2 separate regions of the Homo sapiens genome follow, and region 1 is linked to region 2. Evidence: chromatin contacts called from ENCODE Hi-C or POLR2A ChIA-PET data. All regions are on one chromosome and are shown on one strand. The core of a region is the stretch at or near the end of the contact, and the rest is flanking DNA. Distances in the headings are between cores, read along the strand shown.

Region 1 (3,518 bases), core at 173-2,672, 89 kb before region 2:
CTGGTGAGGGTGACAGACTTGGATACGAGAAACTCTGGTCGGAGCAGCTTTTGAAAATGTCTACAAGGTTTGGCTTGAGAGCAGTGAGAAACCAGAGGAAGGAAAGATCTTCTCCAGTTAGAGAGGACAGATGAGGCCTCTAAGAAGAAAGAGTTTCTTAGAGGCCTCATCAAGCTGGGCTTGACGGGTTGCTAGGATCTGACAGTGACTAACATCTGTGGCTACTGCTACACTTGAGATTATTTTCCTGTATGTTTTGTCTTCTGATGCTCACAAGAAACCTACAAAGATGATACGGTTCATTTCAATCTCATAGATGAGGAAAAGGAGACTTGGAGAAGTTTGGTGACTTGTGCAAAGTCACAGAGGTAGTGAGACATGTAGCTGGAGTCTGGATGGCAGAGCCTTCCCCATTGCCTGATAGAGAAGGCAGGTTGGGTGGGGTGAAGGGGTCTAGGTAGGTGGCCCTTGCAGAACCTTTGATCTGACTTTTACATCTGCAGCACAGCAGACGAGATAACCTGAAAAGTGTCCTGCTACAAAACAGCTAGAAATGCTTGTTAAAATATAACAAACATCACTTTAAGTACATAGCTAAGCTTGCAAGAAAGTAAGGGGGAGTCCCCAGGGGCCAAAAAGGAAGAGATAACTGAATTCCAGAGTGGTAGGTGAGAAACAATGTTCTTTTTCCTCTGGAGTGAGGCAAGTGCGTGGCTGAGATGGCCAATCTCAGTCACAAAGGGACTTGAGTTGGTAGGGACAGGAGGTCAGACTTTGGGCCTATCCCCAGCAGGGAGTTAGCACTAAGAAGCCGACTAAAAGCCAGGACCCAAGAAAGGTTGTACCATTAGCAAAAGAATGGTCTAGGAAAAAATATGCACATGGTTTTAAATAGACATCAGGGAAACTTTTCTGGCTTCGTCTGGGCTCTGGATTGGGGAAAAAAATGTAATCAGTGGCCTGCTCTCATGTGGATTTAGGGGTTCAAATTCATATCATTTTGGGGGTTGTGGCCCTTCCCCACATTAAAAATAGTCATAAACTTGTAGTACCCAAGGGTAACCTGGTAGAAAGACATAAATCAGGCCATAAAGGTAAAGTTCTACTGAAAATGAGTTTATAGTCCCAAAATTATAAAACACACAAAGGAACAATCCTGCATGAATGACAGTTGGTAGATACAACAAACAAAACTTCCGTTATTTACTTGGATCTTCTCAGTTTTTCAAACTTAACACGAGAAAGAACTTTTTGATAATCAAAGCTGCCTTACAATGGAAGGGGCTGCCATGATAGGTCATGAGCCCCCGACAGTGGAGGTGGATGAGGAGGACTTCCCTGTGTCAGGTGTGTTGCCCAAGGGTTTCTACATCGAAAGGGAGGTAGGAGGAAAGCTTGGAGATTCTGTGGCTGGGTCTGTCTGTTTCCTGCTAGACAGGAAACAGTGAGCTTCTGTGGGCAGGAACCCTGTCCTTTTGATCTTTGTGCCTAGTAGATGTCTGTGAGCAAATGAGTGGGTTATTGTTTGAGCAGGACTGTAGGAGAATGCTGTAATGAAGGTGCAGGCAGAGAGGAGGGACCCTGCCCCGGGCACTGAGGAAAACCCATGATGAGTGAGATGCAGGCTTTGCACAGTAGGGGCCCATGGATTGTCTGATCAGGGGATGAGGGGAGTCTGCACATACCTGTACCAGTAGGGGCAGGGAGTTAGGCTTTATAAGATGATACAGATACAGTCCTTCTCAAGGACCCCGCCTTCTCAACCCCGCGCCTTGAGAAGATCCTGGAAAGCTTCATAGAGAAGGGATACAGGAGTTTGATCTTACTGTACGGGGACTGAAAAAGGACACTCTGGATGCATCGGAGGGGAGGCATGGAAGTGGGAACATGTGAGGTTAGTTTGGTGGTAATGTGTGAGGGGGAAGGGAGATCAGAAAAATCAGCAGAGCAGTGCCTTGAAAACTAGGTTGCACCACTCGGCTAGATCTGGGCTTCTCGAACGTTTCCACCCAAGTACTTGACGTCAGAGAGGGGAACTCACCCAAAGTAGCCTGACATGAGCTCTGAGTTTGTCTACAACCTCACTTTATCTCAAAGACTCAAGTATGTATGTCGTAATTATAAACATGTTTACATGTTTTAATATTACATTTTTTTTTTTTTGAGACAGAGTCTTGCTCTGTTGCCCAGGCTGGAGTGCAGTGGCGTGATCTCGGCTCATTGCAAGCTCTGCCTCCCAGGTTCACGCCATTCTCTTGCCTCAGCCTCCTGAGTAGCTGGGACTACAGGCGCCTGCCACCACGCCTGGCTAATTTTTCGTATTTTTAGTAGAGATGGGGTTTCACTGTGTTAGCCAGGATGGTCTCGATCTTCTGATCTTGTGATCCAGCCATCTCGACTTCCCAAAGTATTGGGATTACAGGTGTGAGCCACTGTACCCAGCCCATATTTTTCTTTTCTTTTTTTTTTTTTTTTGAGACGGAGTCTCGCTCTGTCGTCCAGGCTGGAGTGCAGTGGCGGGATCTCGGCTCACTGCAAGCTCCGCCTCCCGGGTTCACGCCATTCTCCTGCCTCAGCCTCCCAAGTAGCTGGGACTACAGGCGCCCGCCACTACGCCCGGCTAATTTTTTGTATTTTTAGTAGAGACGGGGTTTCACCGTTTTAGCCGGGATGGTCTCGATCTCCTGACCTCGTGATCCGCCCGCCTCGGCCTCCCAAAGTGCTGGGATTACAGGCGTGAGCCACCGCGCCCGGCCTATTTTTCTTTGAATGTTAGAAAAGATGGCTTCACATTTGTTCTGTGGCTTCGAACACTCCTGGTACAAGCCAGTTTGAGAGGCAAGGCAGCAAATTATAGGATTTTACTGCTTATAAAATTATTTCGCATGGGTTCTATGAGTACATCCTTTTGTACATATGCCTTTGTAAATAAGTTCTGGAAAGTTCTCTGACTTAGGCAGATGTATCAGGTTGTGGCGGTTTCTTTGGGACCTGTGATACTTGCCAAGGGAGCCATCACACATCAGTTTCTAGTAACATTATTAGGTTCTTAAGTTATTTTGAAGTTTTTATTTTCCTGAGAACAAAGTTACCTTCTTTGGGAATAATGGCATTTGATTTTGTTCCTAGCATGGATATTTTTGCATCTTCTCTGCGTGTGCACGGATATGTGGGGTTGTGTCTGCCTTTTTGCCTCTATTCATTCATGTTGTGGGGTGGAGGGACAGGCGAGGAGGGCATTAGATAGGGTATCATGAACAGAAAAAAGAAGGGACGAAGAAGATACTGAGCCTGTATCTTATCTGTCTTCCCGCTGGCATCTCCTTGGTTATGTGTGTGTGTTTTTAAATCATCTGTGAGAAGTGACTGACTGCTCTGATAAATTATCCGATAAATGATCCTGGGAGGTGAATGAGCAAAAGTGTTAAACCCCACTGGGTGAGCAAGACCTTCTGTGGGAGCCACAGGATGTGCACTGGGGAGACGAGGGCTTTGGATGCTGAGCTGTTTTGAAGCTC
Region 2 (3,647 bases), core at 439-2,938:
TTCTGGTGACAATGAAGGCCCGTGAAAGTTTATCACACCAGGATTCTGCAAGATTCTGCCTGGAGTCATGATCATAGTGTTGTTCTAAGATATAAAGGGCCGCCAATATGTGGAAGAGCGATTTGATTTATTTTTAGTTACTCAACATACTCAAGTTGAACAAGTACCAGCAGGAGCAGTCTACGGAAAACCAAATTTTATTTTTTTTAGAACGTAAGAACTTTCTAAATGAGTGGTCCAAAGCAGGTCTCTTGGAAACTGGAGAATACTCAACACTGGAGATTTTGAAGAAAGAGGCAAGGTGAGGGATCAGCAAACTTTGTTAAGGATGTTAGCAAATATTTTGGGTTTTACAGGTCATATTTTCTCTGTCATAACTACTCAGTTCTATAGTGGCATGACAGCAACCATACACAATTCATAAGCAAACAGGCATGGCTGTGTTCCAATAAAACTGCTTAGAAAAAGAAGTGGTGGCAGGATTTGTTTGTTGACTCCTGGCCTAAACAAAGGGTGGGAAGGTTGGGGAGTGTGACAGAAGAAGGGCTCAAAGAGTAGATCAAGGCTGGGCGTGGTGGCTCACGTCTGTAATCCCAGCATTTTGAGAGGCCGAGGCAGGCAGATCACGAGGTCAGGAGATTGAGACCATCCTGGCTAATACGGTGAAACCGTCTCTACTAAAACGACAAAAAAAAAAAAAAAAAAAAAATTAGCCAGGCGTGGTGGCGAGCACCTGTAGTCCCAGCTACTCGGGAGGCTGAGGCAGAAGAATGGCTTGAACCTGGGAGGCAGAGCTTACGGTGAGCGGAGATCGCACCACTGCACTCCAGCCTGGGCAACAGAGCAAGACTCTGTCTCTGTCTCAAAAAAAAAAAAGAGTAGATCAATAGATGGACAAGAGACTACCTAAGGTCTATTCTCCCCTATCTTGAGAGACTTACTTTTTTCTTTTTCTTTTTTTTTTTTTTTTTTTTTTTTTTTTGCGACAGGGTCTCCCTCTGTTGCCCAGACGGGAGTGCAGTGGCGCAAACATGGCTCACTGTAGCCCCGACCTCCTAGGCTCAAGCGATCCTCCTACCTCAGCCTCCCATTTAGCTGTGATCACAGGATGCGCCATCATACCCAGTTAATTTTTTTTTTTAGAGATGGAGTCTCACTATGCTGGCTAGGCTAATGTCAAATTCATAGGCTCAAGTAATTCTCCCACCTCAGCATCCCAAAGTGCTGGAATTACAGATGAGCCACTGTACCCAGCCCCTTATGTATTTTTTAACTAAGAAAACATGATATGGTAACACCTCATTTAATCAGATTACTCAGATTCTTAGAACAGAGGGATGTGTTCTTCTGAATAACCACATCTCCACCTGGGAGCTTCACTAAGAGGTGTGTAGGGGTGTGTGTGTGTGTGTGTGTGTGTGTGAGAGAGAGAGAGTCAGTCTTTGTTATTGGTGAATTTTTAAAAAATAAGGCAAAGAGCTTTTTGAAGATACAACTGTTATGTTCTTCATATACCCGCCTAACAGGTTTAAATTATAGGTATCACCCAGTAACCTCAGTTAGATTCAGATTAACCATAAACCTCACTTCATAGGATTCTCTAGGTTTACTGGCAGTTTTTGGTTTTACCCTCTTCAGAAAGCGGGAAGTTAAAAGGACACGCCTATTCCAGGAGTTTCGCAAAAGCCTCTTCCAAGTAATGTCTTGCCCCTTCTACAACCTTAGCCACAAGGCACGTGAGATTTGGTATCAGAAAAGATGATTTGAGACCTTGAGAAGTCCTTAGTCATCAAAGAAGAGTTCTGTTATCTTTGGTATACCAAAGTCAGGGCAGAAGATAGAAGATTCTGGAGGTTTAGAAATATTTTCAACTGTCAACTCTCAGGTGGTGATGTGGTTGAGTTCTAGCTCAAACAAACACAAAGACACAGGGGAATCTGATCTCACTTCTGAACATATGATGTACAAGTCTATCCTAATATATTTCAACACGAAGCTACTATGCCAGTCTCGTGTCCCATAATAGTTAACAGCAAACATTACAAGAGTACAGTGGGAGTCATGTAACAGTTACACATTTTTGAAGGCACACTTCCTGAGCGAGGAAAGGCTTTTTGCTATCCTTCCTCTAGCAATCCTTCGACTACTCTGGACCATAGAGACTTTATACTCTCTGAGGAAATTTTTAAAAGTGTATTTGCTGAGCTCTTGCTACCTGCCATGTGCTTTCTACTCATTATCACATTTAATCCTTTAACAAATGCTGCAAGGTAAATAGGATCCTCTTAACAGGTGAGGAAAAAGAAGTTCATAGAGATTAAACAACTTACAGAGACCACAGCCCAAGATCTTCTTATTCTGTGGGTCCAGACCCACAAAGAACTTGAGGTGAAGCTACTGCAGATGAATTGCTCACTACACTTTGAGAAACACTGGCCACAGAGTTTATGAATTCAAGTTTATAGTTAATTGGTGATGGCAGATGGCAATAATGCAACTAGAATCTAGGCCTCAGCTCCTAGTCCAAAGTTATTTCCACTCCTCAAATGCAGATCCCCTAGAAGAGAGCAGCATAGTTAACTGTATTTGTTCTGGACTCATTCATCTGAGAAAGGGCAGATAAGTACAGTTTCCCTCGGACTCTAAAGGAACTTATTTGCTCCTCGGGCACAGAATGAATTTTTTCTTACCCCAAGACTATGACATTCTGAGGTCAGGGGCTTTTGTATCTCCAGCATTTATTTAGCACAGGACTTGATACTTCCAAAGCACTATATAACTGTTCAATGAAAGTTATACCAAAGGAACAAAATAATGTTTATTTGCTTCTGTTTTGGGGGAAAAAAACCTCTCAGTCAGATGATCTGTTAATTTAACACAATCTCTATTCCAGGTAAGATGGTACACAGACACCATAAACACAAAAGATCACCTAGAATCCTTTATATAAAGCTGACTCCAACTATAGGCTTCAAGGAGTAGATCATGGTAATCTAGATTAAGCCAATTTGCACCATTTCATCCTACATGCCACTGTGATCAGTTTAGCGACAAGCGTTATGTTCCAAGCCAGCTCAGAGTCATTAAGATTCAACTCCAGGACCTTTGTTTTGTGTTACTCAAACTGGCTGTGTCACTGGACAAAGGGTTGTCACAATATTTCCCTGAAGTTGCAGGAACCACTATTTGTCGCCTAAGAACAGCCAACCGAGAGAGAGCAAGAGAAAAAGAGTACGTGTGAGAGTGAGGGAGAGCGAGAGCATGCAAGCAGGTTAAAAGATGGATATTGATGAAATATGAGTCTTTTTTTATTTTTATTTTTATTATACTTTAAGTTTTAGGGTACATGTGCACAACGTGCAGGTTAGTTACATATGTATACATGTGCCATGTTGGTGTGCTGCACCCAGTAACTCCTCATTTAGCATTAGGTATCTCTCCTAATGCTATCCCCTCCCCGCTCCCTCCACCCCACAACAGGCCCTGGTGTGTGATGTTCCCCTTTTTGTGTCCATGTGTTCTCATTGTTCAATTCCCATCTATGAGTGAGAACATGCGGTGTTTGGTTTTTTGTCCTTGCGATAGTTTGCTGAGAATGATGGTTTCCAGCTTCATCCATGTCCCTACAAAGGACATGAACTCATTTT

Evidence for each region. Hi-C counts contacts between places; a loop is a spot of excess contacts on that map. ChIA-PET counts read pairs that join two places held with the same protein, here RNA polymerase II (POLR2A). Pooled maps may share reads with other maps.
Region 1: a loop to region 2 is called in a map of naive thymus-derived CD4-positive, alpha-beta T cell, with 4 times the contacts of the local background. The contact joins two enhancer-like sites. A Hi-C loop is called at or near these places in 1 of 168 maps with a recorded cell type or tissue (naive thymus-derived CD4-positive, alpha-beta T cell) and 6 of 50 pooled maps. POLR2A ChIA-PET finds 5 or more read pairs at or near these places in 4 of 52 experiments (activated CD4-positive, alpha-beta memory T cell, activated naive CD4-positive, alpha-beta T cell, activated naive CD8-positive, alpha-beta T cell and 1 more).

Annotation. Positions count from the first base shown.
Region 1 is chr11:78,201,434-78,204,951 of GRCh38, forward strand. All of the region lies in intron 6 of USP35 (ubiquitin specific peptidase 35), which reads left to right. Among named protein-coding and RNA genes, the nearest start is that of USP35, 14 kb to the left of the region's middle. Within about 2 kb of position 1,423, at least 4 of the 41 ENCODE cell types and tissues checked have a DNase peak (open chromatin) inside an H3K27ac peak, as active enhancers do.
Region 2 is chr11:78,290,608-78,294,254 of GRCh38, forward strand. All of the region lies in intron 1 of GAB2 (GRB2 associated binding protein 2), which reads right to left. Among named protein-coding and RNA genes, the nearest start is that of USP35, 100 kb to the left of the region's middle. Within about 2 kb of position 1,689, at least 2 of the 41 ENCODE cell types and tissues checked have a DNase peak (open chromatin) inside an H3K27ac peak, as active enhancers do.